Regions from separate parts of the Mus musculus genome. Here all the other regions are linked to region 4. The links are chromatin loops, found by intact Hi-C in ENCODE. Cell type or tissue: left cerebral cortex. All regions are shown on one strand. Region 1 has its middle 9.9 kb from the start of Gm33308. Region 2 holds the start of Gm33308 (a long non-coding RNA gene). Region 3 holds the start of Gm40374 (a long non-coding RNA gene). Region 4 holds the start of Prkar2b (protein kinase, cAMP dependent regulatory, type II beta).

What was found. Hi-C counts contacts between places; a loop is a spot of excess contacts. Peaks named below come from ENCODE experiments on the same cell type or tissue, not always from the same donor. Only the 100,000 strongest peaks of a DNase experiment are listed, where the experiment ranks them.
Region 1: a loop joins it to region 4, with 2.2 times the contacts of the local background. A loop is called at or near these places in 4 of 42 quality-filtered maps.
Region 2: a loop joins it to region 4, with 2.4 times the contacts of the local background. A loop is called at or near these places in 4 of 42 quality-filtered maps.
Region 3: it touches region 4 in a loop (2.2-fold over the local background); 12 of 42 quality-filtered maps call a loop at or near these places.

Annotation. Positions count from the first base shown.
Region 1 is chr12:32,232,333-32,240,332 of GRCm38, forward strand. No RefSeq gene overlaps it. Among named protein-coding and RNA genes, the nearest start is that of Gm33308, 9.9 kb to the right of the region's middle. In left cerebral cortex, a CTCF peak has its summit at 3,613; a DNase peak (open chromatin) is centred at 6,308.
Region 2 is chr12:32,241,378-32,249,377 of GRCm38, forward strand. Gm33308 (a long non-coding RNA gene) reads left to right here and starts at 4,888. Exons shown (of 3, transcript XR_381433.1): 1 at 4,888-5,013; 2 at 6,342-6,464; 3 at 7,103-7,240. In left cerebral cortex, a CTCF peak has its summit at 4,665 (motif pointing left); a DNase peak (open chromatin) is centred at 4,651.
Region 3 is chr12:32,140,747-32,148,746 of GRCm38, forward strand. Gm40374 (a long non-coding RNA gene) reads left to right here and starts at 2,621. Exons shown (of 3, transcript XR_872664.1): 1 at 2,621-2,698; 2 at 3,292-3,444. In left cerebral cortex, a CTCF peak has its summit at 3,995; DNase peaks (open chromatin) are centred at 3,975 and 6,316.
Region 4 is chr12:32,056,139-32,064,138 of GRCm38, forward strand. Prkar2b (protein kinase, cAMP dependent regulatory, type II beta) reads right to left here and starts at 5,139. Exons shown (of 11, transcript NM_011158.4): 1 at 4,644-5,139. The coding sequence starts at 4,944. It overlaps Gm51992 (a long non-coding RNA gene), which reads right to left. Exons shown (of 3, transcript XR_003950224.1): 2 at 6,775-6,900; 3 at 6,081-6,145. In left cerebral cortex, a CTCF peak has its summit at 2,277; DNase peaks (open chromatin) are centred at 1,530, 2,348, 3,243, 3,755 and 3 more places; H3K4me3 peaks cover 4,016 bases; H3K27ac peaks cover 2,208 bases.

The DNA.
Region 1 (8,000 bases), 180 kb after region 4:
ATGCTGAGTGAATCTCTGTATAGGGCTCTGAATTGCCTCCTTGAGAGGAACCTCATGATCTAACCACTGCTCAAAGGACTCATCTTTCTTGTAAATTAGTAACTTCTGGATCTGGACTGCCCACATTCATATCCTAACTGTAAAGGGGTCAGCTATCTGCCTGCTTTGGTCTATCTGACTTTTTGAAAACAGAAAATTGCTAGAGGTTTGTGAAGCCAGAGTAGATTAATTCAGTTATCCCTCAACAAATGTTTATCATTGACCTATTATTGATCAAGGTGCTGTGCATACAGCGGTGAAGACAGCAGCTGGTAAGACTGCTAAATAATTGTGAATGTCAGAATCCAAAGGGAGCCTCCGTGTCAACCCCAACACAGCACCCATAAAGGAAATGACCAGACATGACCCTCAGAAGAGACTGCTACAGCTACAGCCTGTACAGAGGCCGCCACAACCGTACACAAAAGTACCATGCATCCTTACTGTTTGAGAACTGTTTGTTTAATCTAGGGCTGACACTGCGGTTGCTACTAGTTACCATGCCTAAGGATTATTATCTCAAATCATCTGATGCAGGCTCCCTCCTGTTCTGAAAAGTCCCTTTGCCTCAACCTCTTGGATAGACCCAGTTTCCCAGACACGTCTTCTCAATGCAATGCATTCTGGCCCTGCTGTGCCGCTATGCCCAGGTACCACCATTTGGATGTTCTCGCTCAGACAGTTTTTTCTTTGAATTGTCAAAGTTCTGCCCTCATGGAGCTTACATTGCAGAGTTAGAATATAGACACTCGTGAACATTTTGGCAAGTGTGATAAAACAAGCGGAGCACTAGGGTAAGGCTTGACAAACATTTTCTATTAAGGGCCAGGCAGTAAACACCAGGGCTTCTGGTCCTATACTTTTGTTTCAACTACTCAGCAACCGAGGCAAAAACATCACTATGGACAATGTATGAGATGCTCCAGGCAGCGTTCCAATAATCCTCATATTACTATTATATCAATATATCTATATCTATGCTTAGTCTGAGCTTAAGCAATCATTCTATAAGTGTGAGAACCTGCGTTTGATCTCCAAAATTAAAAACAAACAAGAAGATGTGGTAGTGCTTGCTTGCATGCTGGTAATCCTAGCCCTGGGGACGAAAATGTAGACCTATCCCAGGGCTTCCCAGCCAAGCAGCCTAACTCAGCCAGCAAGTTCCAGGTCAGAGAAAGACCATGTCTCAGACAGTAAAGTGGATTAGCACCTAACACTTGAGGTTTGACCTCTGGCCTTTGCATACATATGCACATATGATACCTGAACACATATGAGCACACACACACACACACACACACACACACCACCCCTCAGAATTTTACCTGAATGTTGAAATTATCTGACTCCTGAAGCAGGAATACATACAGATCTTAAAGTTGCCATCCTCTGCACACCTGAGAGAGAGAGCATGCTAGTGTATGATAAGTTCAAATGTAAAGTACACTTGATTGATAAGCCACTTAAATTTCAATTTATGATTCAAGCTTTATGCTAGGAGATTGTCATGTTAGTGACATTTGGACATGATTGAAGCCATCAGGCAGGAGTATCCGTACTCAGGGATTCATTGCTGGAATTGGATGTTCAAGCTCTGATTTCATCCTTGGTGAGGCAGCCCTGGCAAGTGATACAGGATAACTTGCTACATAAAGCCAAGAAGGCAGAGTGGGTTATTCGCCTCCTTGGCAGACATCCAGAAAACATGCCTGCACTTTAACTGTCCTCCCAAGAAAGCCTTGTCCTTGGCACAAGCTAACTCCAAGGAGCAATGAATTCATTTAACAGGGTGAGAGGCAATCAGAGACGAGTTCTAGCTTAGGGGATGCTGATTGCAAGGCAGAGCCCGGAGCAAGTGTTTACCTTTATAGCCACAGCCCATTTCTGTTCAGTGGCTTGACATAACACCCACATAAAGCCCTGTTTTGAGAACTGCAGTCTCTATCATCAGTCATCATACCCGCTTCCATCTCTCTTGACTCACACTCCCTGCCCAGCAAAACCACAGCCCTGGATGGCGGCAACCATGCCCCACGCATGCTCAGCTGACTGTGGTGGGGGAATGTCATGCTCCACAGCAATGCTCGTGGGATGGACGAACACAACTGAAGGCAGTCCGTCGGAGCACACTTCTCCATCCTTTCCCTGGGTGAGTTTTCCTCCCCCTCCATCTCATGGTGCATCTCATTTCTTTGGAACGGAGATGTGCTTGACACTCAATGACTTGCACAGAGGATAAAGTATGTAGTTTGACAAATTTGAAAGACATGGAGCCCACATCTTGAGTCAAAAGAGAGAACACCACCATCACACTGGAGAGTTCTCTGAGCTCCCTTTCCACTCAGTCTTGCTCCACTGTAGACACTCAGTCCCGCCAAGCCTCATTCTCTGCTGGCAATTTCATTTCAGTGGTCCCACACCATTCCCTGCCCACTCCTATGCATGCACCAGCTTTGTTGGGTATGTAGCTTTTTAAGAGAGGGTTTCTCTGTGTAACCCTGGCTTTCCTGGAAATAGCTCTATAGACCACACTGGCCTTGAACTCACAGATCCCCTTGCCTCTGCCTCCTAAGTTCTGGGACCAAAGGTGTGTGCCACACTGCCTGGCTCCACGTACCAGCATTTGCGTGCATATACTTCCTGCCTGCAAGTAGGCATTTGTCTATGTCTTAACTAAGCAGGACCCTTCCATCCAACTCTGTGTAGTCAAAAGTTATACACTAGCAACTTTTTCCTCTCTTTTATACAGTTTTAATAGATGGTTATATCCACTCCCATCAGCCTGATTGATTGATTGATTGATTGATTGAGACAGGGTTTCTCTGTGTAGCACTGGCTGTTCTGGAACTCACTCGGTACACCAGACTAGCCTTGAGCTCACAGATCCTCCTGCCTCTGCCTCCAATGCTGGGATTAAAGGCATGCACAGCCACCCCTACCTGGATCCCATCTTAAATCAAAAATAAATCAATGTCCCCTAGCTCCACTTTTTGTACTAGTATCATGTCTCTGTCCCTTCTTTTTCACAAACTTTCACAAAGTGCTTGCTCCCTCAGGCTTTAATCTTACCTATTTGCTCTTAAGTCCATCTAATGTGGGCTTTCTCGGTACTCCATATAGACCTCTCATCTCAAGGCCACCCAGTGACCTCCAGGATGCTAAATCAATGGCAAAATCATTGGTCTTCAGTAGGAGATGAGGCAATTGATGTTCCTATCCTTCTATAAAATGTTATCACTGGGCCTTCATAATGCCCTGGGTTAATTCACTGCTCTGTCTTCAGTATTATTTCCTCCTGTGAGTTCCACAGCTTTCTCTATTCTTCCTGTTGTTGCTTCAGGCCCAGCCATTTCTCTGCTAGCTTTATCCATTCTTAAGGATCACATCCATCACTGGTGGACAATGTTCTGCAAACATCTATCTCTACTCCAGTTACTGTGTTATCATTAGGTGAAAGCTGTGGAATCTCAGAGACAGATAGAATGAGACCTCTATTTATCCAGTGTTTCCAGGTTCTTGTCTGTATCGAAGGAATAATTCAAAGATGACACAAAGTTACCACTAGGGGTAGTGACATCACTGTACAGGTGGTCCTCAGCTGTATAAAAAGCAAGCTAAGTGAGCCCTGAAGAACAAGCCAGTAAACAGCATCCCTCTATCGTCTCTGTTTAGGTTCCTGCTTAGGCTCCTACCCTGGTTGTTACTGTAATTTGTAAATGTATGTCAAATAAACCCATCTTGCCTTTGGGTGTGGTATTATCAGCTTTGAAACATTGTTTCATCTGAGGAATAGAAAGTACACAAGCCTGCCTCTATATGACACCAAATCCACAAGGTATTATTCAATTCCTTCCCATAAGACATCTTAATTGAATCGTTGTGAACAGCTTGGTCAGGATATGTCCCGAACAAACTCCTGGTCATCCACTGTAACTTCTGTCACTCGTGAGACTGCTCAGACTCAGATCCTTAAACATATGTCTCTTTGTTATATTAACTTTCCATGGACATACATCTTAAAAAAGCATAATATAAAAGATCATGTTGAACTTTCTAGTTTAGCAGCAGTCCAGCAAGGGTCCCAGGGATTAGATAGAATGGGTTGAGGAAGGATTAATGACTCCTCTCGACCTTGGGACTTATGCGGGGAGGATGATTAAGAAACAGGAGGGAGAGACACAATGTTCTGAGAGCCTCTGGTCATCTGAAAGAGTAAAAACAAAACCAGGACACCAACAAGAGTATCGGTTGACCAGCAGATATCTGAGCACCTGTGATATGTAAATGACAGTATGCATAAATAGCATGCATACTGGAAATTAGCTCTGACTCAGATTATGTATGTCCCCCTGTCACATGCAAGGTTCAGGGAAACTAGCCCTTACAGTAAGTGGCTTTTTTCCTTTCTTCCTTCCTTCTTTTCTTTCTTTCTTTCTTTCTTTCTTTCTTTCTTTCTTTCTTTTTTTTTTTTCTGAGGCAGGGTTTCTCTTTATAGCACTGGCTGTCCTCGACCTGGCTCTGTAGACCAGGCTGGCCTTGAATTCACAGTAATCTATTTGCTTCTGCCTGCCAAGTGGTGGGATTAAAGGCATGTTCCACCAATAACCAGCAGTGCATTATTTATTAAAATAGGCTTGTATATTTTAAGATTATAACATAATTACACCATTTTCTTCATCCCTGCCCTTCACCCACCATAGCACTTGGGAGAATGGGCTCTACAACTCACTTGAGCAGCAGAGTAGAGCTGGCCTTGGTAGTGTGTGTAGTGTGTGTGTGTGTGTGTGTGTGTGTAAACTGACCCTGAGGAGTGAGGGTGGGAGGGAGGGAGAGCTGTCTCTGACACTCCTCTGCCATGAGGTTGGTAGGGGGAAGAGGTATGCCCTCTGCTCCCTTGCCCCTTGACATCTGAGGCAGTTGGGAGAGCCGACCCTGCCTCCTGCCTGATTGAGCCATTTGGCAAGCTAGCCAGAGCAGTGCTGGAGTGCTTGCCCTGGAGGGATAAGGAAGAACACACATGTTGAGCAGCAGAGACAACACCCAGGTGCAGATCCAGCACTCTGAACTGGCCTACCCCAAAATCTCTATCATCAGTGAACAGTTGGGATGTGTGCAAGGGTCCCACTGTCCCAAAGCTAAGAAAGATCTCCATAAATGCTCACCATCACTAGAAATTAGAAAAATGTGAATCAAGACCACTTTGAGATTTCATCTTACCCTACTCAGAAAGGTGTGTTCTTCTCGAGGACCCCTGTTACGGGCCAAGCACATTGGGGACATTCTGTTGACTACTGTTCTAGTTTGCTTTCTGTTGCTGAGCTAGAACTCTGACCAGAAGCAACCTCTGGAGGAAAGGGCTTATTTCTCTTATAGGTTACAGGCAATCATCAAGGAAGACAAAACAAAGATGGGGAGAGAACTGAAGTGAGACCGCTGTAGAAGAAATTACTTACTGCCTTGCTTCTCCTGGCTTGCTCAGCTATCTTTTTAAATTCAGCCCAGGCCCATCTGCCTCGGGGGATGGGGGAGGAGGCAGCATCCACAGTGGGCTGCACCTTCCTACATCAATCAACAATTAAGAAGCTGCGTCAAAAGCACAGCCATAGGCTAATCAGATGGAGACAGTTACTCAATTAAGACTTTGTCTTCCCAGGTGTGTCAAGTTGCCAACTATGATTAGCCAACAGAAACATGAGAATGCAGACTGCAGGCTGGTCTATGTCTGCCGTCCAGAATGGCTACAGTCTGAAACCAAGGCACTCGTCTTCTAGCCAAGCACACCAAGTAATTCTAATGCACAGCTCACACCACTAGAATCCCTGCTATGTGAGTGCAATGTGAATTAAGATCGGAATTACTTTTGGTCCAAGTGGTAATGGAGACAGATAGTTTCATGGGGGGATAATTTGAACTGAGGCTGTAGCCAGGTTGTCTTAAGTAGGACATCCACCAGGAAGTGTTCCAGGATGGAGGAGTGGCTGGCCAGGTGAAGAAGCACAGAGGGCCAGTCGTTGTCCCACAGAGGAAGCTCTGTTCTGGGTTGCAATCAGCAAGTCACCTACTTCAAGAACTGCCAGGGCCCAGTCCTCCTTCCTGCATGGTCTATTCTGCAGTCCTCCAGGCTACCCTCTCACGTGATATTGGAGAGGGACTGAGGTATGCAAAGCTGATTTTTCTTTCTGCTCCCTTGTCAGAGAGTTAGCTAAACTCGCTGGCTTTTTGCCTTCTGTCAAGTCGGCTGTTCTCTGAATCCAAGCAGAAGTATGAGAATTTTTTTTTCCACTCTGGCTGGAATTCTGCTGTTCTCACCACTTTGAGAAAGCCACAAGCTAGCAGACTCAATTTCCAAACGAAAAGCAGCGCTCTCCACAGTACCCCTGCAGTGTATCCAGGAGGCCAGCATATGGCCTAAACAGCACATTTTGTAGCTCTGCAGCCTTTGGGGTGAGCATGTGACATGTAGTAGTTAAGTTGTCACAAAGAACTCAAACGCCTGAACCAATAGTTGCACCCGGGATGGGTTCATACTGCCCTTTCTAGGCTACACGGAGACTGCCATTAAAATAAATGCAAGTCTTTAATGATTGGCTTGGCAGCTTCTCACTAGTTTTCAGCTAATGTTATGTGAGACACTGAAGGAGGCAGAGGCATTCATGTCCCTGTGGAGTCTAGGGACTGGTCTCACTGTCTTAGTTAGGGGTTTATTGCTATGAACAGACACCATGACCAAGGTAAGTCTTACAAATGATAACATTTAATGGGGCTGGCTTACAGGTTCAGAGGTTCAGTCCATTATTATTAAGGCAGGAACATGGCAGCATCAAGGCAGACATGGTGCATGGGGAGCTGAGAGTTCTATATCTTCATCTGAAGGCTGCTAGCAGAATACTGACTTTCAGGCAGCTAGGATGAGAGTCTTAAAGGCCACGCCCACAGTGACACGTCTACTCCAAAAAGGGCCACACCTACTCTAACAGGGCCATACCTTCTAATAGTGCCACTCCCTGGGCCAAGCATATACAAACTATCACACTCACCATTCATCAGACCAGCCCTACCCTTCTCTATAATTCCACCAAACACTGCTGCTTCCCTGATAGCCCTCCCTCCACACATAGAAGGTTGCAGCAGAAAGACCACGGTGAGTCTGCCTGGACCAAGATGTAGGCCCTGGTGTGATGGACACTGTGGTGCACTGTTGCATGTTCTCCCAGGAAGAATTTATCCTGATTCCAGGAGTGCAGCCAGTTATCAGCTGCCAGCTCTGCAAGAACTGCTGTAGTTCCATGCCCCCCAGCTCCAGCCCTAGCCCCGTGCATGCTTTGTGGTCCATAGCCAGTAATCAATACTGGTGAGCCTCTGGCCCTGCTTCCCACCCCTGCTTCTCTGGTGCTATCCAAGAGAATTCACGTATTGCCTTCATAGCCTTAGCTTGCAGAGAGCCCAACTCCTGACACACAGTGGTTTACACTGAGGCTGGCAGGCTCCTAAGCCCCATGACCCAAAAAGCAGTACTTAACTCCCTCATTTTCAAATTGGCATTACTAATTTCTAGACTGGCTTGTTGTGAACATGCATGACTTTATATATGGTGCAGAATAATCCTTCATGATTTTTAGATACCATAGTTCTTGGTCAAGTTCCTCAACTTGTTTGAGGGTCTTTATCAACCCAAACTTGCAAATATGCTGGTAGCTCAGTGGTAGAACATGTACCTAGTACGCATGAGTCAATTCCTGCATCAAAAATAAAACTCAAGTCTGCAAACAGTGCCACTTGAAACTGAGAGTTTTTGTAAGGATTAAATGGCATAAAGCATGAATATGTCACACACTGAACAGACACGCCCATACACTTACATGTGTGACATTCTGAACAGATACCCTCCTTATATATGTGACACTCTAAACAGACACACCCCACCCTTACAAATGCCACACTCTGAAAAGATACGCCCACAC
Region 2 (8,000 bases), 190 kb after region 4:
CATGGTCCCACCCTTACATTTGTGACACACTGAAAAGACATGATCACACTCTGCATATGTCATACTCTGAACAGACATGACCCCACCCTTGCATATGTCACACACTGAACAGACACACCCATACACTTACATTTGTCACACACTGAGCAGACATGGCCCTACACTTACATATGTCACACACTGAACAGACATGCCCACACCCTAACATTTGTGACACACTAAATAGACATGGCCCCACCCTTACACATGTCACAAACTGAACAGACATGGCCCCACCCTTACATCTGTGACACACTGAAAGGACATGATCACAACCTGCATATGTCATACTCTGAACAGACATGACCCCACCCTTGCATATGTCACACACTGAACAGACACACCCATACACTTACATTTGTCACACACTGAGCAGACATGGCCCTACACTTACATATGTCACACACTGAACAGACATGCCCACACCCTAACATTTGTGACACACTGAATAGACATGGCCCCACCCTTACACATGTCACAAACTGAACAGACATGGCCCCACCCTTACATCTGTGACACACTGAAAGGACATGATCACAACCTGCATATGTCATACTCTGAACAGACATGACCCACCCTTTCATGTCACACACTGAAAAGACACGCCCACACCCTTACATTTGTCACACACTGAGCAAACATGCTTAAACCCTTACATATGTGACAGACTGAACAGACATGGCCCCACTTTTACATATGTGACACACTGAACAGATATGCCCACACCCTAACATTTGTGACACACTGAATAGACATGGCTCCATCATTACATATGTCACACAATGAATAGACATGTCCCCACCCTGCATATGTAATACACTGAGCAGACATGGCCACACCTTTACATAGGTCATACGCTGAACAGACATGGCTCAACCCTTACATATGTCACACACTGATCGACATGGCCCCACCCTTACAATTGTGACACACTGAATAGACATGACCCCACCCTTGCATAGGTCACATACTGAACAGACACGTCCCGCCCTAACATTTGTGAAACACTGAATAGATATGCCCACGCTCTAATATTTGTGACACAACGAATAGACATGGCCCCACCCTTACATATGTGTCACACTGAACAGACATGTCCCACACCCTGCATATGTGACATACTGAAAAGACATGGCCCCACCCTTACATATGTGATACACTGAACAGACATGCCCTCCACCCTTGCATATGTCACACACAGAGCAGACATGGCCCCACCCTGCATATGTGATACATTGAACAGACATGCTCACACCTTTACATAGGTCACACAATGAACAGACATGGCCCCACCCTTATATTTGTGACACACTGAAAAGACATGCCCACACCCTGCATATGTCATACTCTGAACATGCATGACCCCACCCTTGCATATGCCACACACTGAACAGACATGGCCCCACTTTTACATATGTGACACACTGAACAGGCCTTTCCACACCCTAACTTTTGTGACACACTGAATAGACATGGCTCCACCCTTACATATGTCACACACTGAATAGATATGTCCCCACCATGCATATGTGATACACTGAGCAGACATGGCCACACCCTTACATATGTCTCACACTGATCTACATGGTCCCACCCTTACATTTGTGACACACTGAATAGACATGCCCATACCCTGCATATGTGACACACTGAGTAGACATGACCCCACCCTTGCATATGTCACACACTGAACAGACATGCCCACACCCTAACATTTGTGACACACTGAATAGATATGCCCACACTTCACCATTTGTGACACACTGAACAGACATGCCCCTACCCTTACATATGTGACACAATGAACAGACATGGCCCCAACCTTACATTTGTGACACACTGAAAAGACATGCTCACACCCTGCATATGTCATACTCTGAACATGGATGACCTCACCCTTGCATATGTCACACACTGAACAGACACGCCCACACCCTTACATTTGTCACACATTGAACAGACATGGGCCCACCCTTACATATGTCACACACTGAACAGACATGCCTACACACTTACATATGTGACAGATTGAATAGACATGGCCCCACTCTTACATATGTGACACACTGAACAGGCCTTCCCACCTCCTAACATTTGTGACACACTGAATAGACATGGCTCCACCCTAACATATGTGATACACTGAACATACCTGGCCCCACCCTTACATATGTCACCCACTGAATAGGCATGTCCCCAACCTGCATATGTGATACACTGAACAGGCATGGCCACACCCTTGCATATGTCACACACTGAACAGACATGGCCACACCCTTATATTTGTGACACACTGAACAGACATGTCCACACCTTTACAATGGTCACACACTGAACAGATATGCCCACATCCTTGCATATGTCACACACTGAACAGACACGCCCCCACCCTTACATATGTGACACCCTGAAAAGACATGCCCACACCATTGCAAATGTGACACACTGAACAGACATGGCCCCACCCTTACATTTGTGACACTCTGAAAAGACTTGGCCCCACCCTTACATATGTCACACACTGAATAGACATGTCCCCACCCTGTATATGTGACACACTGAACAGACATGGCCCCACCCTTATATATATCACACTCTGCCCCTTTTACACATGGGACATACTGAACACCCCTGCCCAAGCCAACACCAGCAATAGCACTGAAGAGTGGATTTTTGAAAAATTTTCATTTCTTTCTCTTTATCGCTCACTTCTCATTGAGATACCAGCACTAATGTTTGAAGGAGGAATTCTGGGTACAGAGAAGAAAGATGAGGCAGAACAGAGCCCAGCTTTGTGCCTTGGTTCACTTTCTTCATCAACTCTGTGTCCAATCCCTCCAGGAAGTTCTCCCAAGCTGTCTCACTTTCCTCCTCCAACTGCTCCCAAAACCATTGATTGCCTTCTCATTTTCCTTAATTTGCTTTTGTAATCCCTAGGGTGGTATACTGACTGTGTCAGAGGTCTCTGTTTTCATACTGCAAACTCCCGAGAAGCAGAGACACGATCTTTTCTTCTTAAAAAGTTGTGCAACAACATGTGTTGCTGAAATTCCTTCCCAGGAGGAAACAGAAGCATCTACCCGTCTTCCTAGGGTTCCACTGACAAACGGAGACACCATCACCGTGATTCTCTGGGGTCCTAAGAATTTTATTGAGTTTCCTTACAGGGGTTATGTAGAAGGGTGTGAGTGTACCTCCCTTCCACAGGGCACACCTGGAAAGCCTTTACCCAGCAGGAATAAGGGCTTCCCGGGAGCATAGACAGAGTCGCTCTCTCCCTTAGACTATCCCAGTCCGTATATCCTATAGTCCCTTTCAAGGTCACGTGCAGTTAAAGCAGAATAGCAAGGAAAAGGTGGTAGAGAGATGGATACTGGATACTGGATACTCGCTGGATACTGGGCGAGGATTCTGTGACACGCCCCACCCCCAAGCTAGAACAATTCATTTGCAAGAGTGCCTAGCCCATCTCTCTAAGATGGTGGTTGCTTGTCGCAGAGAAGGCAGATACAACACTTGCTATACTCACTCCCCGGGGATGGTCACTGGATGCTGCCCAACCATCTGTAATGGGGTCTGATGCCCCTTTCTGGTATGTCTGAAGACAGCTACAGTGTACTCACATACATTAAATAAATAAATAAATAAATAAATATTAAAACAAAACAAAATCTCTGGCTTATTTACAACACCTCATACCAGGGAATGCTATGTAAATAACTCTATACTTTTGTCATCTGTGCAACCATCCTGGCAGGAAAGAAGATATTATAAAGCAATACCCATGTCTCTCCTGTCAGCTACCAGATAATGGATCTCAAGAAATTGCAGTTTCCCCAGAAATCGTATGCTGGAGGAAGGGAAAGACTGAAGCCTGAAGCTACCGGAGGAAGAGATTTCCCATGGTTCTGACAACTTGTCAGACCATCTTGCAGGGCAGATAGAGCCTAGACACTAACGGGCCAATGAAGTCAACCTTGAACAGAACTGCTTAGTTAGGCATGCCTTCGCCCTCTAAGCCCAAACCTGATGTCAAGACCCTGCAGATGGATCTGGGAGCCACTGGACTTCCTTATTTGTTCTTCCCTTTTCTGTTTTCCAGTCCTACTTGTTAGTGTAATTGACCTAGTGAAGACAGGTGACTGAAACCAAGGTTTTTGGGGCCGCCAGAATCCCAGGCTTTGACGCTAACATCTCCAGAAATGTTTAGAGAACGAAGTGTGTGTGTGTGTGTGTGTGTGTGTGTGTGTGTGTGTGTGTGTTTAGTGCAGTTATAACTTTCTCCCAACACCTTTAACCCATGTCCCTGGAGTCTGAGGGAACAGTGCCCAGTGTGTTTGCTGACACAACTGATTGTAGCTTTGCTGAGTCCTGCTGGGTCACTGACAAGCTCCGGGAACTCCTGGAAAGACAAAAGCCAGATTTTTGTTTCCAGTCACCTCATTTTATCTCTTATAATCTTACTTGGAATTGAACATAGATCCCTTTAAAAGTTACACCTTTAAAGGCTCATGTGTAAATTTTGCCACCCTGCCTTCAATACTCATCTTAAAACTGGAGACTTTCTAATGTGATTAGTAAATTAGTCTGTCAGAGTCCTAGGAACATTGTCTTATGCTGACACCTGCTGGGCAGGTGGAGAATAACAGATACCTGTAACTTTCTAGAAGCAGGAAATTTCTCTCTCCCATTACCTTCATCATAGCTTTAGGCTTGCCTAAAGCTTTTACTCTTTCTCCTCTTAAACCTGGGGTATACATTGGAGTTTGGAGTTTGGGTTTCTGGAGTGTAGCAATTCTATTGACACGATTATTGTATTGTTGCATGCCTGCCTTTCAGAACCATTGCCCCAGTGACGTGGGCCCAGAGAAAGTTCTGGAACCACTCTTCATATTAGATTCACCTGGCTGGTTGGCACTGTGAAGAGTTACTAGATCTGGGCGAAGCCTCCTAAGGGCAGAAGAAGCAGCCAGGGTTAGAAGCTATTTTCTTCAGGTTCTTCCAGGGAGCCACTGACCCACAGATGGCTTCGAGTGTTTTACCGCCCAAATAAGACCTTTGTTACAAACCATCTGACTGCTTCTATTTAAACATGTCATCTTTCATTTTCTCCTTAATGTCAATATCCTATTAATTCAATTCACAAAAAGTGGGATTCTGTGTGCCAGTTGGCTATATTTTGATGAACTCTCTTGTATGGCACTTTTTGCTTATTTAGTAAATTTAATAATGAAGTGTAGTTTCTAGAAGTTTCTGGAGAAAAGGAAGATCGATTTGGAGAAGAAGACAGTAGCCATCCTGTGAGCCAGTGGTGTGAAATTGTGAAATTGTTTAATGTGTAACTGGGCATGAATTGACCCTGCTGTTATCTGGGGCTTGGAGAAATGGGCTTTAGCTGAAAACCAAATGTACAGTCTGAGTGTGTCAAGTTTGGGCAGGCCATCTCAGGGGAGGAAAGGACATGGGGTTTGCATCCAATCAGATCCAGGTGTGAAAGCTGCCTGCTTACTAATTAGGGGACCCTGCAGCTACCTAAGTCTGTCGCTTCTGTTTCTTCACCCGAGTGTGGGTGAACAGCAGCACCCTGTTGTATAGTATTCTTGGTAATTCAGTGGTATCCTGCCTGGTGCATCAATAATATAAAGTTGTTTCCGTTCCTGTTTCAAAATACAACGTTTGTTTTTTGTTTTTTTTTTTTTTCTTCTTTTGTCTGTGCCTGGGCATTTTGTCCCCTACTTAAAATGCTAGATGCCATTTTTGAAAGGTCTGAACTCCCTACTCTTCTAGGTTTCTGCTCGCTACATTTTTTGCTGCAAATATTTCCTTGCTCTTGTCTTCTCAGACTTGAATTGAACTTAATAATGTCTGTTTATAGACTTTAAAAACTCGTCCTGGGGATTTGTTGATTAAGCAAATATTCATTAAAAGTAATCCTACACAGCACTAGCACCACAACTAGAGCAGTGAGCACAACAGAGCTCAATTCCTACTTTTATAGACTCGGGGTACAGAAATACAGGAAAATAAAACATATGGTTTGTCAAATGCTCATTAGGTGTTATGTGAAAAATAAGGTGGAAAGGGGGATGGGGAGGGAAAGAGGGAGGGAGGGAGACAGAGAAGAGAGAGAAGAAAAAGGAGAGAGAGAGAGAAGAAAGAGAGGAGAGAGAAGAAAGGGAAGAGTGAGAGAGAAGAGGAGAGAAGAGAGAGAGTGTGTGTGTGAATGTGTCTTTTGGAAGGTGGCTCACAGAGAGCTGTAGGCTCACCTGTGAGTCCCACATTTGCTGTGGTGACGTACACAGGCTAAGAAGTCCACTGAGTTCGACCCTGTTGGCATCAAGTGCTATTGGAGTGTGAGGCTGAGGAACTTCTACATTGTGTCCTGGCCAGGAGCGCACGCACTCCAGTCTTCATTCCTGGCAAAGGTGACTTGGGAGAGCATGTGGGAAAGGAGTTACTGATATGGCAGGGTCCTAAAGAACCCGTGGGCTTTCCTCCTCATTCCCCTCTTTATTTCTTATGATAGAACAGTGCATGAAGACTGTCAGGAAGATACATGCTTGACTAACAGGAAAAGGGCAGAGAGGCTCTCGGGCCCTTTGAGACTGCTTTTTGTGAGACAGGGCCATGCTGTTTTGTAAACTCCTCCATTTTGGTTGAACTGCGACAACTCCAGTAACTACAGTCATTTGATTCCTAGAAGAAAAATAACCTGTTTTTCTAGACCAGTGTCTCTCAACCTGTGGGTCACGACCTCCTTTTAAAGGGTCACATGACCCTTTCACAGGCATTGCATATCAGATATCTTTCTTATTAGGCACGTGCGTTATGATTCATAACAGCAAAATTACAGTTATGAAAGAGCAACAAAAATAATTTTATGGGTGGGGGGAGTCACCTCAACATGAGGAACTGTATTAAAGGGCTGCAGCATTAGGAAGATCGAGAACCTCTGCTGTACACTCTGGACTGCCCTGCCTCATGGATCTTAGTGATGGTTACCAGGAAGGATGCTGTTCAGTCACTTAACACTCTTTAACTGATGTCTCACCATTACTCTTAGGAATGGACAACAGCCAGCTAGAAAAGGAAACTTCTGACCTCCTTGCCCAGCTCCTCCTTCTGCCCTATGGCTACCCCACTGTGTTAGGCATCGATACCCAACCAACTGTGGATCCCCCTCCCCACAATAAAAGCCTGCACTGTCTTAAGCGTCTGGTTCCCATGTCTTTTTTTTTTTTTTTTTTTTTTTTTGGTTGTTTTTTTTTCTGCTGACCTTTCAGTTTTGGACAGAGCCCAGGGTTTAGGAAAGAAAGAAAACACAGCCTAAAGAAGGCAGAGGTCATGTAGGGACTTTTGGCCCTGGGGGAGTTGGCTTCCAAAGATTTTTTGGAAAGCTTGAAACAGCTTTAATGTTTTGCTTTTTTGAATTTGGGGCATTAGAATAGCTTTTGAGGGAGATGAAATCACGGGACGTGAGGCCATGACCACCATGCCTCCTCTGTCTCTTGTTTTTCTGTGTACTCTTCCAGGCCTCTCCTGGGGACCACTCTGCTACGTATAACCCTCCTGGCAAGCTCCTATGTCCTAAAATAAAGGAAAAAGAAAAACACAAAGAAAAAGAAGGCAAACTAATACAAAACCCCAAGGCTGGAGGTAGCCTGCATCCTGGCGAGGGCTGGAGTTCATTGCCTCTCCCATGCAAACAGACCCTGCTCTCAAAACGGGTTAGGGATGCTGTTATTTTGATCCTTTTGTTCTCAGTGTAAAAGGTACAGCCCTGACATCCTTATGACAGCCTTATGACCCATTTAATCCATATAAACCACAGGCCCTATTCCCAAATATAGCAGCACTGAGGATTAGGGCTGCAGCATGAGTTGGGGGACACACAGTCCAGTATACAGCACTAGGTTTCAGTAACGTAACAGGTATGTTACAGGCTATTTTCCAAATGACCC
Region 3 (8,000 bases), 85 kb after region 4:
CCAGTAGCCATGTGGTCCCTCATAACCACTGGTAACCCTACTTCTATGGTGTCTAATGTGCCCTTTTTTGGCCTCCATGGGCTCCTGCATGTGGTGCACACACATTCACACACATACATAGAAAAATAAACTAACATTAAAAATTATATTTAAAATTACCTCCACAAGCGCTACCTGAAACACCCCACTTTTCTTACATTGACTCTGAGTGTATTGACTTCAGAGTCTACACAGCAAAATGTAAAAGTAATTTTAAATGATCTTAAAAATCAGTTAGGCAGCCATCTGTGCCAGATACTGTGTGTGTGCATCGGGATGGTAACATAGGGAAAGACTTTGATTATGTAGAAGTCACACACATGACTCCACTACTAAACAGACTGAGAGATCCTGTGAAGGAACACTGGACAAGATGGAGAGGATACAGGGTGGGGGTGGGCAGCCTGGTCCTGGAGTAGTTGCATCCCAACAGTAAGTGCTAATGATGGGCCTTCCTGTCTAGGAGACCAGATCTTCTGTTGTCAGGACTTTCTCCTTTTGCCCCTTCAGCCTTCGACAGTAGTCACTTACCATCATTTCTGGCCTGTGAGAACTGTGTGTACCTTCTCTTCTCTTCTCTTCTCTTCTCTTCTCTTCTCTTCTCTTCTCTTCTCTTCTCTTCTCTTCTCTTCTCTTCTCTTCCTCCCTCCCTCCCTCCCTCCCTCCCTCCCTCCCCCCCCTCTCTCTCTCTCTCTCTCTCTTTCTTTCTTTCTTTCTTTCTTTCTTTCTTTCTTTCTTTCTTTCTTTTCTTATCCCACTCTGCACTTCCCATGCCTTTGAATGTACTTCTTCACTTAAACCATCTTGGTTGTGTTTTACTGCTGTTATTGGTAGAAACACCAAAGTATGGAGATAGGGAATTTACACATTTGGAGAACTGAACTCAGTTCAATGGGCCCTAGCTAGTATAAGGTATAAGGTAGGAGGAGAGGCGATGAATGGGCAAAGGTTGGGTCAACAGGTGCTAGTTCATGAATGTTGAAGATTTAGGGGTTTTATTCTGAAAACTCTGATTATCCAGTGAAGAGTTTTAAGGACAGAGATAAAACTGGATTTCTATTTTATAAAAAGAGGTTACTGGCTACTGTATTTAGAGTGTCTTGCCAAGGTGACTGTGGCAGATTGCTTATGAGGTACAAGTTTCAGAAGCTGACTTAGTTAGTGGTGCTCCTTTGGTTTCTTATATCTGTAAGCCACTGGTTCCTGTTTTTCCAAAGGAACTGCCTGTGTGCCTTTGAACACACACACACACACACACATTCCAAAATATTGAGATCTAGTTTCTGTTTACAACCAACAACTGTAATCATGTAAGATTTGAATCAGGCTCATAGATTGTGTTCCTTAGATACTTGGGAATAAGTACAACTGGCCAAACTGAGAAGAACACATGGGGCTAGAGGAAAGAAAAGCATGAAGGACCACCCGTTTTCCTTAGAGACATTATGGAGATGATGTGCCATTCACTCCCTCGAAGGACACTAGAGGAAGATCACATTTCCCACTCCCACTGCAGAGGACTGATGAGTAAGTCAGTTTTGACAAGTTGAGTTTGAAACACTTTTTGGAATGCCCAGTAGACAGTTATGTGGCTCTGGGATTTACAGGACCACTCTGGCTGGAGATGGACATTTAGAAAGCATCCGTTTATTAGTGGCAGTCAGAACTGTGAGAGTAGATGAGGTCACTCAGGAAGAAAATGTGATGTAAAGACAGAAGGAGGAAGAGTTGAGAGAAGGAAGGGGAGGAGCAGGAATGGGTGAGGAATTGGATACAAGGAAACAGGTCAGAGGCAAAGAATTGAGTTGACTGAGCAGAGTCTAGGATGAAAAATGACAGCAGAGGCACACAGACTAATTTTGATGGGTTAGGGAGCAGGTGGGATCCAGCTGGCGGCTGCTGTCTGATTGGATGACACCTGTATTGACATCTGGAGGAACAAGATGTGGGGATGAGGGAGTTTTGGAGTATATACAGTTTCAGAAGTACAGCAATTCAGGGAAGTGATGAATTCAACTCAGCTTGTGGTCAGAAGAGGTCAAGGCATGGTGACAAAAGTGGGTAATGTAGAGATGAAAGTCCTAGGGGCTGGGACATAGTGACCCAAGTGGCTGACTTTACAGTGGATGTGTAGTGAGGTCAGAGGTGAGAATGACAGTGAGGGACTAAGGGGAGGATTAGTTAATGACTTGGAAAGAGGGACGGAAGAATTCTGCCCTCCTATAATACCAGCCCTCCAAAATACAGAACAGCTTGCCCTAGAGGACGTCCGAGAAGCTGTGTGCTTAGAAGAGTGAAGTCTCCCACTGTGCAGAAGGAAAAGAGTGTAGGCGTGGAGTGGAGGGGGTGGAGGGAATGGAGGGGATTCGGGATGGTTTGTGTCTACAAGACATCCACGGAAGGCAGGAAGGCAGTTTGGTTCCATTTAACAGTATTCAGTAGCCGCTGTTGGTTGGGAGTCTGTGTGATCTGGCCACACAGATAGCACCAACATCTCCAGCCTATTCACCACCTCTGCTCCCAGCCTTCTGGATGATATCAGGTTATGCATCCTTCCTTTGAAGGAACAACCCTGTGTGCTTATCACTCCAGGGTCCCCTCCAGGGTCCCCTAGTGCTTATCTGTAAGCACAAGGACTCCACGTCTCTAACAAGGGAAGGTAGGCACTTCCTTTGAGTTGGCTGAGAATAATGTCAAGCATTGTTTGTTATCTTGAAGAATGCAATGGCAGTAAGATTTCAGAAGGAGAGTTTTAGGAAGTTATGTCTTCAGAATAGACTGCGGAGGGCTTAGATGAATGATCTGCATGGTGGAAGCTGTGCTAGGCTGACAGAGGGATTGCTGGGAGTTGGAATTCCTCTAGTCTTCATGATTGTCCATTACCATAGTGGTGGCTTTTGCTTTTGTATATGTCCTTCCGCCGGGTAAAACTGAAGCCAATTGGATTATAGAAAACTCTGAGACATTTGTTTGTTCCTTAAGGAGGTAATATTCACTCCAATCTGAAGAAATAACTTTCTAATAGGAAAGTTCTTCTGAGGATGTGGGAGATGATATTAATTTGGACATTTAATACTGTAAGCATTTGTGTGTTTGGACACACACATGCACATACACACACATATGCACACACACACAGACAAATGTGAGTGCGCGCCTGTGTGAATACAGGGAAGGGCGTGAGATATCTTATGTGACACATGTGGAAGAAATTAACATCTAAAAGTCTGCACCTTTTTTTTTTTGAGACAGGCTCTCACGAAGTTAACTGTTTCAGTTAGACTGATTGGCCACCAGACCCATAGGAAACACCTGCCTCTGCCTCCCACCATGCCGAAATTGCAAGTATGTGCTACCCCACCTTGCACTTATTCTGGGCCTGAACTCAGTCTTTATGTTTTCACGGTAAGCACTTTACCCACTGAGCCATTCCCCAGCAATAATTAGATCTTATTATGTATTATTTTGGCCTTTACTATAATTCTGAGCTGAAATCAGATACAAATGTACTTCTGTAAAAATTGATTTTCTGAAGAGAGTTTGATCAGTTTTTTTAAAAAAAAAAAAGAATGATTTAGTTCTATAGCAATGCACATTAGGATTGTGAACATAGGACCTGCTTGGTCTAAGCTAGAACATCAGCAAAGAACTTTCTTGCTATAGGATTAGGAAGGTCTTTAAACAGATAATGTCAAAACTGTCAAGCCAGGAGCAGTCTCCTGTACAAAAGGCTCTACAACTGGCTCACCAGAAGCTCAGCATTACCTTCTAATTTGGCCATCCAGAGCCATTTTTACATCACTAGGTAAAGAGGAAAAGCCACATTCTCTCCTGGATGGGAAGAGACTGCTTGCTCCTCCAAGAAAGAGAGCTGAGGGCTGGGGAGTGGGTGCCAACTCGTCCAAGCCACTTCTAGTTTGTTAACTCTGACCCCTGGGGGTTGGACTCTGCAAGTGCAACTGCTGACGCCCACAAAGGCACTCCACAGACCATGACAGAGACGCTGGCATACCTGCAAGGAGAACTCTCAGGGAACCGACAAAACAGAGAGGAAAAGTCATTTAAAAGGCACCTAGAAAAAGAGAACCCATTAAAATAATAAACTCAAACGAAGAGCTTTGTAACTTACTGGTAATTTTCATCACTCAGATAAGAATGCATTAGTGACAAAAATCATACATGTTTGTCAATATTACTCATAAAACAAACATTTACCAGTGCATCACAGAACTAGTATACCAAGGACTTCCAGGTGGGTTGGTGGCACATGCCTTTAATCCCAGAACTTGGGGGACAAAGGCAGGCAAGTCTTTGAGTTCCAGGCCAGCCTGGTCAACAGAGAGAGTTCCAGAATAGTCAGGGACACCTAGACAAACCTTCTCTTAAAAAGGGAAGAAAGAAGGAAAGAAAAAGAAGGAAGGAAGGAAGGAAGGAAGGAAGGAAAGAAAGAAAGAAAGAAAGAAAGAAAGAGAGAGAGAGAGAAAGAGAGAAAGAAGGGGAGGAGGGAGGGAGGAAAGGGAGAAAGGAAGGAAGAAAAAGAAAGAAAGAAAGAAAGAAAGAAAGAAAGAAAGAGAGAGAGAGAGAAAGAAAGAAAGGAAAAGAAAAGGGAACATTAAGCACCTACTGTATGCCAGATAGAGATAACTGTACTGCCACAGGTCCATGTAAAATGGGCTAAAGGCTCTGGAGACACTTGCATTGACAATACAAAGAACTACTAGAAGTAAAAAATATTAACTTTAATAAAGGCAAAATAAGTGTAAGAATGTAAAGGTTCAAATATGAGAGCATACCAGGAGGACTACAGGAGAGTCTGTCCTGGAGAGCATAAGTATTCCTCTGTCTTCTGAAGGCTGAAGGTGAATTGCTCAGACGGCAGGTCTTCATAAGAGAATGAATGGCTGTCAGTTGAAATGACCAAAGCCCTTCCCATCAGATCCAAGCACAGATCACGGGAAGAGGGTCCTTACTTGAAAGCATCTTCTAAAACCCCTCAAAGAAAATTTCCCCTGCTAGTTCAAATGTTCAGCCATGGTTCACAGGACAAACCTGGCTACCCATAGAACGACCCCTGAGCTGGGGTATTTGGAGAACGGGTCTCATTGTGGGGAAAGGAGAGCAGGAAGAATTCTGATATGGATATAGACATGACAGGCAGAACTGTGTGGTTGCTGCTAGGGTATCTTTCATTTAGTTTGACCCCAGGCATTGAATAATGGACAATCAAATGGAAATTAATAAAAAAAATGCAAAGCCTTCCAGAACATTCTTTCAACCTTTAAAAGAATGTGTATTCATTGTATTAGGTATGGGTGTTACAATACATGACCAACTCTGATGAAACCAATACTGTGTTGAGGGAATGAAACAAATGACAGTGAACACCGACGAACAATACGACAGAAACAAGGAGAGAGAAGACTGGACAGGACGAACAGACTAGAATGATAAAATGGAGCGTGCATTGGGAAAGATCTTAGTGGATTCAAGATTTAGACATAAGGATCCTCAAAGTTAGAGGGAAGAAAATAAGATTTGGTTAGTGGGAAGCAAGACTGTACCTACCTGCTGTGACCAAAGTGGGACAGGCCATTCACCTAAGAGTTTCTACAGGCTGGCTCTAGACTAGACTCCGAATAGAAACAGATCAGACAGAACTTTTGCTCACAGGGCTCACACATTCTAAGGCATTGATTGATTATTTCAGTTTACAGTGCCTCATGTCGAAGATGCCGTGGGGGGTGGGGTGAGAAGCACAGGAGGGATGGAGTTGGGGAAAGGAGAGAAACTATTGGTTCAGGGTGGCAGGGGAAGCCTCCAGAGAGGGAGGGGGAGAGGGAGGAAGAGACAGACCCTAAGGAAAGAGTTTTGATCACCAGTCTCTGGCTTCCTTTTTATAGTTTCCTCTTTATTGTAGCTTTGCACTGTTCTTGCTCTCAGAGGACACTCCACCCATGGAAAGCAGATTTGAATACTGGAACATTAGAGGGTTCTTCACTGAGACCGGAAACTGGAGGAACCCATACCGACAATGTGTGGAGGCGTTGATATTTGCATTTTATTAAAATTCGCAGTCATTACAGTGACTACTAGACAGAGAAGGCAAGCTTTGGGAGATAAGTCACCATCTAACTGTGGATGCTGATGGACGATACTCTCGATGTCTTGTCTCCAAGTCATTTGTGTCCTTTGTCTCAGTAGTGTCTCAGATCCTCGGGTGCTGTTTCTGAGTCATCACCCTAACCCCCACGGCACTTCAGATGCTGTTCAGTAATCACTGTGCCAGAATGGAATTTCCTTTAAAGAAAAAAAAATGTCTCTATGTTAGGGAAAGTAGGATCCCATCAGCTCGGAGATCTGAAAGAGGCACAAAGTAGAACTATTCTAAAGAAAGCCTCTCAACATGATGAGCTCTTACTGAACTAAAATAACACGCAATAGCTCCATTATCTATTATTGAGTCTTAGGAAATGGAGAGCCAGCCAGGCCCGAACTTTCTAGAAGAGCTTTCTGAGGCCATTTAATATTAAATTCCAACCCATGGACAGACCACTATCTAAATATTCTGGGTGGAAGACAGGAAAAAGGATAGAATTCTTTTATGGTTTAAATCTTAAAATATCTCCCACAGGCTTATGTTTTGAATGCTTAGCCCTCAGCTTCTGGCTTATTTTGAAACCTGTGGAGCTTTTAGAAGGCAGGATCTGGCCAGTGGAAGCAGGTCTTTGGTTCTGGCCTTTCCATTGCTTCCTGGTATAGCCATCATATGAGGGACCTGGCTATACGCTCCTGTTGCCTTGGGTTGAGCTGTCCTGTTGCCATGACTTCACCTCTGGGATGGGTGGAAATCCAAAAAAACCGTTAGTCTAAAACAATCCCATTTTCACTTAAACTACTTCTGTTAGGCACTTGGTCACAGTGACACAAATGTTATCAACACAACCCCAACTAAAGAGAGACATACAACTGTCCTTAGCTGTTGTTGGCAGGGCAGGCCACCAATTCACTTTCTCGATAAAGATGATCCTGAAATTCTGATCCTCCCGATTTTACCTCCCAAGTACTGGAATTATAGGCATGCACCACCACACCCAGCTTGTGTTTGGCTTTTTGGAACAGGGTCTTACTATGTAGTCCAAGCTAGTCTCAAACCTCATAATCCTCCTGCCTTCACCTCCTAAGCATTGGGATTACAGACAGGCATGCCTTCTATTCTTTTCTACTATAGACCCTTCCACCCCAGATCTGCCCTCTCAGTCAGTCCCTTCCCGCCATACTGCAGTCATTTGCTTCAGATCTTCAGAAAGCTCTGATTATTTTAAAAATCTGCTAATAATAAAGTACAAGAAGTCAGACAAAGAGAAGGTAGGAAATTGCATGTAAGGACCTTAAAAATAAGCATGAGAAAGAGAGAAGGAGCTTTAGTGTCTGGAAATACTGTAAAATAGAAATTAATGTATCATTTGTATGTATGTATGTATGTATGTATGTATGTATGTATGTATGTATGTATGTTGTGTGTACATGTGTGGATGAAGGGGCATGTGCATGCACATGTATTCATGTGTGTGTGTGTAAGTCAAAGGATAACATTGGTTATATTTCTCAATCACTTCCTGCTTTATTTTTAAAAAGTGTTTGTTTGTTTTTATTCCTATGGGTATGGCTGTTCTCTTGCCCAGATTTCTATGTATGACTTGTGTTAGTACCTGCAGAGGCCAGAAGAGGGTACTGAATCCCCTGGAACTTGATTTGCAGATGGTTGTTGCAGTCATGCGGGTGCTGAGAAACAAACCTGGGTCCTCTAAAGGCGCACTGACTGCTCTTAAACTGTGGAGCCATCTTTGCAGCCTCTTCACTGGGTTTTTTTGAGACTGGGTCTCTCACTGAACCTGGAGCTCACCTCCTTGGCTAACTGAACTGGCTAGCAAGCCCTAAGGATCTTTCTGGGTCCACAGACA
Region 4 (8,000 bases):
GCTTCTTAGTCCTCACATGTATCAGAAGTAAAGAACGCTTGCTCAAAACTGCATGCCTCCTTTCTTCTCATGATAGCCTTACTCTCTGAATCCATGCCATGAGCACGAGGTCTAGTGTTCCAATTTCACATGTCCTTAAAGACATAAAAAGCCCTCCCCGCCCCCCATTGCTAAACCAGCTGGTATTGAGAAAGGGGTGATGTTGTCTTTGGTTGTATACCACCCGGGGACCTGATCAAGCTCCAATGCATAGTTCTAACCAAGGCCCCCACAGATGGCCCTGCTTAAGTGAAATGGGTTATAAAACAAAACCACAAGTGACAAATGTGGGAAAGAGACTGATGGGGGTGATGGGGGTGAGAGAGAGATGGTCGGAGTAATTAGAATGCATTATGCATACCTATGAAATTAATTTTAAAAGATCTAATTGTATCTTGTGTGTTCTTCGTACCCCCTTAAGCTGTAAAAATCAAAGTGAGATAAGGTTTTCCAACAAAGACTTCACATGTTTAAGAGAATGAAGTCACAGTTGCCACCTGGGAAGCAAGTGCATACATAGTATTGTCTGTCTGTCTGTTTGTCTTTCTCTCTCTCTCGCGCGCGCGCGCACACATACACACACACACACACACACACACGGGGAGGAGCATGCAAGTATGCATACATCTTTGACATTCTTGCTTCTTGCTGTGTAAGGCTCTACTGGCTTGTGTATCTATTTTTAATTTTAGTTCTTTTCCCCCTGCAACAGAGAAGACTAGTTCTATATATTGCTTAAGTTTCATCCCACACTGTCTGCTCCACAAGTGACCCTTTGTAATTTGTTCTTTACCACTTGTCAATCCAGCAGGGTAACCTGAACTATTTTTACTTTGTTTTTAATCACTTGAGAAATTCTGAACAACACTAGATCCAACAATGATGATTATCTAATTACCACTCATTTTACCCCAAGTTAACATTGATTCAACGATTTGGCCTACTATAAACCCATCAGTTAAGGGATACTACTACCCTTGCAGAGAAGGGATATGCCTCGACAGGATGGGGCAGGCTAAAGAAATGCCAAACTGTCTCCATTCTAGCTTCTGGGAGTTTCCCTAGAGAGAGTCACCAAAACTACCAGCATTCTACCACCTAAGGTTACCTGAAAGCCAGGATCGGGTCACACACACACACACACACACACACACACACACCATGAACATGGAAGATTAAACAGGAACTCTAACAACAAATGAAAGGATCATGCGAAAGGCAAGCAGGAAGTAAAAGGCCACCCTTACCTATCTGGCATCATCTCTGGCCACACCACTGCAACAATGGATCAGACGACCGCTTTTCCAATAACTACAGGTATCTGGCTTTCTAATTAAACTACCACATTATAGGAGGCCAAGGTCACAGGCTTGGTCTTTATAGGAATCTAACAAGTACCAGTTTCATGGTCAAAAACTTGCCTTTAACCTCAAGCTATTATAATACAATCACTTACACAAAAGTGACTCATAAGACAAGAGCCAGCCATGCAAAGCCATACCAACACTGGAAAAAACCTGGGACACCCAACCAGTGAGTCAACCCACAGAATAAATCTCATTTAAGAACTTCCTGATGATATGCGCCTCAAGGTCACCCAGACAGATGTAAAAAACCCGGTTTTGCTACTTTGGGTTCTGCATGTAACCTCGAACGAGTTAATTGTTCAAAGCCTTAAAGAAAATACATTAAGAATCAAGGAGAGTTTGACATGAGGGGGCTAGCACAGGTTAGGTTGTGCCTCAGCCCCTTCTGGAGATAGACCTGAATCACAGGAGTACAGGGATGAAGTCAGGCCCGCCGGTGCCAGCTCTGGACCTGCAGCACACTGGCTGTGAAACACGAAGTAAATGACAGTCTCATTAGAGCCCCCATGCAGCTGAGATGATGAACGGAGGCTTTCACGGAGGACCTAGCACACCACAGATGTCAACAAATAGCAGCCCTTTCTCTAACCACTAATAAGACGAGACACATTATGGTCATCATGATCCATTGACTAATGGCTTTCAAAGTATGATCAGGGAACTGTGGGTACCAGAGAAACCAGAGATGTTTGTTGACCGGAAAAAAATAAATAAATAAGGAAGAAAAGAAAATAAGCAAGCCTGTGTCTTACCTATTCATAAAAGCTCCTTAAGAAGGGTACTAGATCATGATATTTCTGAATCAAGCTTCAAGCTTCATGTGAAATGTAAAGTCATTGATCCTGCAATGCTGTGCTGTACCACAGGGACTGTTGTCATCCAACACTTACTCTTTCTCTACTGTGCCAAGAGAACTGCCCAGTGCCTGCTGGGTTTTCTTCAGCATTCTCCTGCATACAGACAGAACCTTAATAGGTTTGTGGGTTTTCAGTCAATTCCACAAACTTTCCATAAATGATGACTCTATCTTGATGTGTCTGTGTGTGCATATACACACACACACACATGCACACCCCCCCACACACATATATATTTATTCCCTATGATCAGGTTTGGATACATCATGGCCTTGTACAAATTCAAGCTCCATAGAGTGTACTTGTTTAAAGGGCTGTTTAAAAAGAAGAAGACCCAGATGATAGGATGCCCACAAAGTCTGAAAGGCCATCCACAAAAACAGTTTGACAAGCGTTTTGTAGCTCACAGTTCTTTTTTAAACCGATTCTCAACACACTTTACATCTAACATAATTAAAGTGTTGGGTTAGAAAAATATAAAAGAGAATTGCCCCAATTGAGGTTATACCAATGCCAAAGTTTCGGCTATGCACATGCCCGTACACATCTGCTGGATAAAGATCAAATTGTGTTATAGTCAAGAAGTTTTAAAACCCCTGGAGGTAGAGATGTTAAAAGGCAACTGGTTAAGCATTTATTACAACTGACCTTGAGTGATTTTTATAGAAAAGATGACTTGGGGAATAGAAAGCTTCATAAAAATTACAAAAGCACTTCTTTCTTCCAATGTGCAAGATACACATTCTTGCAAGGAGAAATTAAACCAAAGCAAAGTGCTTCAAGAGAATTAGATATAATTAGGTTTGACTGTATTAATACTGTATTCCAAAGAGCACAGAGGCTCTCCCAAGCCTCCCTTCTCCTTGGTGCCTCCCATTCAGGACACTAGTCCCCTTTTCCATTGTGCATTGCTTGCCTGCGCTTGCATCCCCATGCCACAGACACATAGCATGTGCACAAATGTGTGTGCATACAAGTATTAGACGTCACTGTCCTTTCTATACCATCTGTGTAAGATGCTGTCTAGTTCCCCTTCCTAGTGAGACAAGCATCTGATTTGGTGTGGGAACAATTAAAACTATGATTACCCTATTCTCAAAGCACCCAAATGTCCCAAATTAAAAATCTAAATAGCAATCTTTCACATTCACAGAGCACTAACATCCAGGGTTTGTGTGTTTTAAACAAGCTAAGAATGCATTAATTTTATAACCCATTCAACATATAATTAATTCTACAAAGGAATGAAAATCTTCCTGGGAGGAGGGCGTAAGGGAAATGAAGTGAATGGCCCTTTAGTGTTTTCACTGTGTGAAAGGCATTGTGGACACACAAATCCCACACCAGCAGCATCAACAAATAAAAGCTGCATGCATGCTCGCCTCACACCACCAAGGAAAATACTTGTCCATTTGCACACCACGGCATTTCAGCCCGGGCTCCTGCAAAACCTGGGGTTTGGTCATATTGTGTAAACACGCATGTGTGTCTGGTGTGTCAGGGAGAGGTGGGAAGCATAAGGGGTGGGACTCGCCAAAAGCAGCTATTTAAAACAATCCCTTTCTCTCCCATTCATTCTCTCTAGCTTCAGTGTCTGGCGTGGTCCTTAGATGCTGGCTGGCTTTTCATTAAGACAACTGACAAAGCTCTTAGAACTTCCCATGGTGTTATTTTTTTTTCCACACACTTTAAAAAGAACATCAAAATCATTCAATATATGTTTTGTATCTTTTTTTTTAAAGAAAGAAAATCATTGGCCTATTTCCTCATGCCAAAGACCCCCTAGGTATCAGGCTAAATATGCTCCTTTGTTATATGTCCAAAAATATCGCCACCACATGGTATTGGAAAAACTGGAAAATAAATTATTCGTATTCCAAGAATGTCACAGCTATTATCGTTAATTTGTTTTACCTCAGCGAGTCCGATTTCACACTCTTCTCACTGAGTCCTACATGCTTCGCCCTTTCTCCCAGAACACTCCATTAATAAATCTAAAGGGCTGAAAAGAGGCCGCCAAGCGCCCTTCATGCACAATGGTACTCCCGGAGCCTGAGACATCTCCAACCACGGGAAAGTTAACGATCCAGCAAGATGCCCACCCTAAATCGCCCCGGAAAGAGAGGTGACAGAGGGGCAGCGGGAGCGCAACCTCTCCTTTCCCCACCTCCAGAGAAAGGGAGGGCATGACAAGAGAGCTGAGTAGGAAGGTGGGCGAGTGGGAGCGACCGAAATGGGTGCTGAGGGGGTGGGCGTAATGGGAAGGTGGAGAGCACGGGGAAGGTGGGGAGCTCAGCCCGGGGTTCAAGAGCGAGGCGGGGTTCGAGAGTGAGGCGGACGCGGCGGCCGGGGCTCAGGGCGCGAGGGGGCCGGTCCTCACCGTTGAACGCCCCTGCTTCCGCGGCCTCCTCCTCCTCGCCGTTCTCGGAGTCGGAGCGCATGGGCTCCTCGGCGAAGTTGACACCCTTACTGGGGATGCCGCCCCCGGCGGCTGCGCCCGCGTCCCCCCAGGTCCTGCCCTCATGGCCGAAGCGCGCGGCGCCCTTGCGCTCGTTCTCCTGCTGCAGCCGCGTGAAGTGCTGCAGCGCGAACTCCAGCAGGTCGGCGGGCTGGTGCCTCAGCACCTCCACCGTGAAGCCCTGCAGCAGCTCCGTGAGCCCCGCGGGGATCTCGATGCTCATCCTGCCCGTGCACGCCGAGGCGCCTGGACGCCGCCCTCGCCCCCTATCCGCGGTCCGGTCTCGGGCTGCGCGGCTCCCGAGCGAGCGCCCCGGGCGCTACCGGCTGCGAGCGCGGCGCACTGGGCCCCCGGCGAGGCTGCTCCGTGCGGCGGCAGCAGCAGAGCGAGCACAGCCCGGGGAGGGTTGGCAGCATCTCCAGCTCCTCCCGCTCCTGCTCCCGCCGCCGCTGCGCCGCCCCCCGCCCGGCGCCCCGCCTCCGCCCGCGCGCCCACGTGATCCCCGGAAACCATGGCAACCCGGCGGGCGGGAGCACTGCCGCCTCTCAAGTGGCCCCAGGGTGGAGGCAGCCTGAGCCTGGGGCGTGGGGCTGAGGCCGCGCGCTCCACCTGAGCTCCCTGAGCGAATCCCACGCACCTTTCTCCCTGTCCCACGCAGAGTTGGTGCGGCGCAATTCCTGCTGAAACTTCAGCCTCCACCTTGGTGGCTTTTCCTTTTCCTAGAATCCAACCCCAAGAGAAACGTGCGTGGTGTCTTTTGTTAGTCGCACAGCCCTACTGGTTCTCTTCTGGATAAAAGAGATGCTGCCACTTGTCTGTCACAAAATTTTCTTTAATTCCGCCTTTTAGCCTCGTGGCTGTGATGGTTTGCCTTACAGATGCTCTGCCACACTCTGCTTAGTACATTTCCTACTGGTTACTGAGACAAAGGCCGCATTTATTGTGTAGCACTTAACAAAGTTAGTTGATCCTTCAAGACAGGATACAGGGTAGTCAGGGCAGCTGGACAGACAACTAAGGGTGTGTTACCTGATTAGCCTCTTGTTGCTTATTTTTAAAACCTTTCCTGACACTTTGCGTCACTTCAATTAAATCTCCAAAATTTGAATATAGCAATAAAAAGGAAAAGAGAACTACACATTTGTGCTTTTTAAAGAAAACCCTTGTCTTTAAAACGAGCCTATTCTGAGAATTTTGAAACAGAAAAATTTATCTTTTGCCAAATTAAACGCTGTATAAATATGCATACTTTATTTTCTACGATGCCCATTTCATTGTAAAGCAGTCCAAGTGCAAACTCACTTGAGTTTTATTTTATTCTTAAGTTTTATTTATTTATTGAGTTTTATTTTATTTCCTTAGTTGTTCTCACTTACCTTTCTGCCCACACATAAGGAAAATATGTGACTCACGAAACCCAAAACCTAGAAATCAAAAATATCATTTCGTTTTATTTTTTAAAAATTGCTTCTTACCCATTTGTTTACAATGTTTATTTATCTTTTTTTTTCATAAGGGAATTCATTTCTCAAGTTCAGTTTCTTAACCTCATAATAATAATACTGGTGTGTGTTTTTTTTAAAATAACATACTTCTAAATTGTAATTGTGTGGTGTATAAGAAATAAACTCAGAAAAATGTGGTCTTCACATGAGGCCATATGGAACACAGTATTAGTCAAGTTCTCTACCGAAATGTTTTGCAGATCCAATAATCTAAGATGTATTTCTATCATGTTTCTCCCTACTGCTCAGCAGAAAATGCAAAGAATACTAGTTAAGATGGGATTTTATCGTTGCGGTCCTCAATGTCGATCAAGAATCCTCGCTCATTCAAGCTCATTGCTGTGTAATTCTGGCTTTGTGGCTCCTCCACCTCCAGTCATTTCCTCTAAGTCAGCTAACAGGAAAGTGGGGAAGAGAAAGGAGCCTCCTTCCGGCAGCAAACACTCATCTTTTCTTTTGGCTACAACTTCTGACCACATACATTTTATTTTCTGAAAGTGAGTAATGGTACCTCCCAGCCCATGTGCTCTTCCACAGAACAACTTTACCATTCCTAAGCCCGGAGTGCAACGCAAGGGGGATTGTGACTGCTTTGGCCAGTGGTGCATTTAGAAGTCACTCTAGCCCTCTGGTAGGTGCCTGACCAAAGTTCTGATCCATGGAGTTGGTGAACCCTTAAAAACAGGAGGAGGTATGTGTTAGCCTTGAAATTTTGGTAGTTTGTTGCACAGCAATAGCAATTAAATGCTACAATGGAGAAATTTGGGGAAAATATTCTTTATTTTGAGCAGTTATGTACAAGCAAATGCTTAGAGGTGGAGGAAAACCAAGTATAGGGACAATTATTAGTCTGTGGATGTTCAACACCTTTCTCAAAAACAGAGGAAGCAAGGAACCACATTTTTAAGTATCGTTCTCCAACATGGTTTTTTTTTTTTTGTTTTTTTTTTTTGTTTTTTTTTTTTTTTTTTAACATCATAGATTTCTTATACAGGGTGTGCTAGATGGCTCGCTTTCATTAGCCACAATGCCAGGAGCTCCCCTTGTTTTAGAGCTGTAGAAGTGACTCGGGCATGAAATTAGTAATTGGATTAAATGACCTGTTGTTGGTCTCTCGTTCTGGGAGGTTTCCAAGAGAATAATACTAAGAGCAGATATGTTGGATTTAAACCATCTTGGCAATCATCACTCTGGTAATTTTTGTTTGCATCAAGTTTTAAGCCAATAACCATGACCTGAAAAGGAAAAGCTTCATTCTCATGTTCCCGTTATGCTACACTAGAACTGTTCTCAGAACAAATTTTCACTTCTCAAATCCTGTTCGGGCTTTTAATCACTGCCACATAATCTTTGAGACAATGTTTTATGATTTCCTTCATTTTAAAGATACTTGCTTTTGAATGTTTGAGTGTAATGACGGCGTTTTATAGGGACTACTCATCTGGAATTCTTTTAAAGAACATCATTGCTATTGATTCTTTGGTTGTTGATTTACAAAGCAATTTGCACTTGTTTCTCAGAGGATCAGACTAACTGCAGTTGCAAAAGGATTTAAATGCTCAGCACTGAAATGCAATAAAAATGCTACCAAGTTTATTTCTGCACGGAAAAATTGGACAGAGATATCAAATCGCTTTAATGCAACCACTTAAAACAAGGCAGTATCAAAGGGAAGCCAATAGTTTGGGCAAGCTTTACAATGAAGAATAATAACTATGGCCAATCAATCACTTAGCATTTCTTATCAATAGTTAAGGTGTATCTTGATCAAATA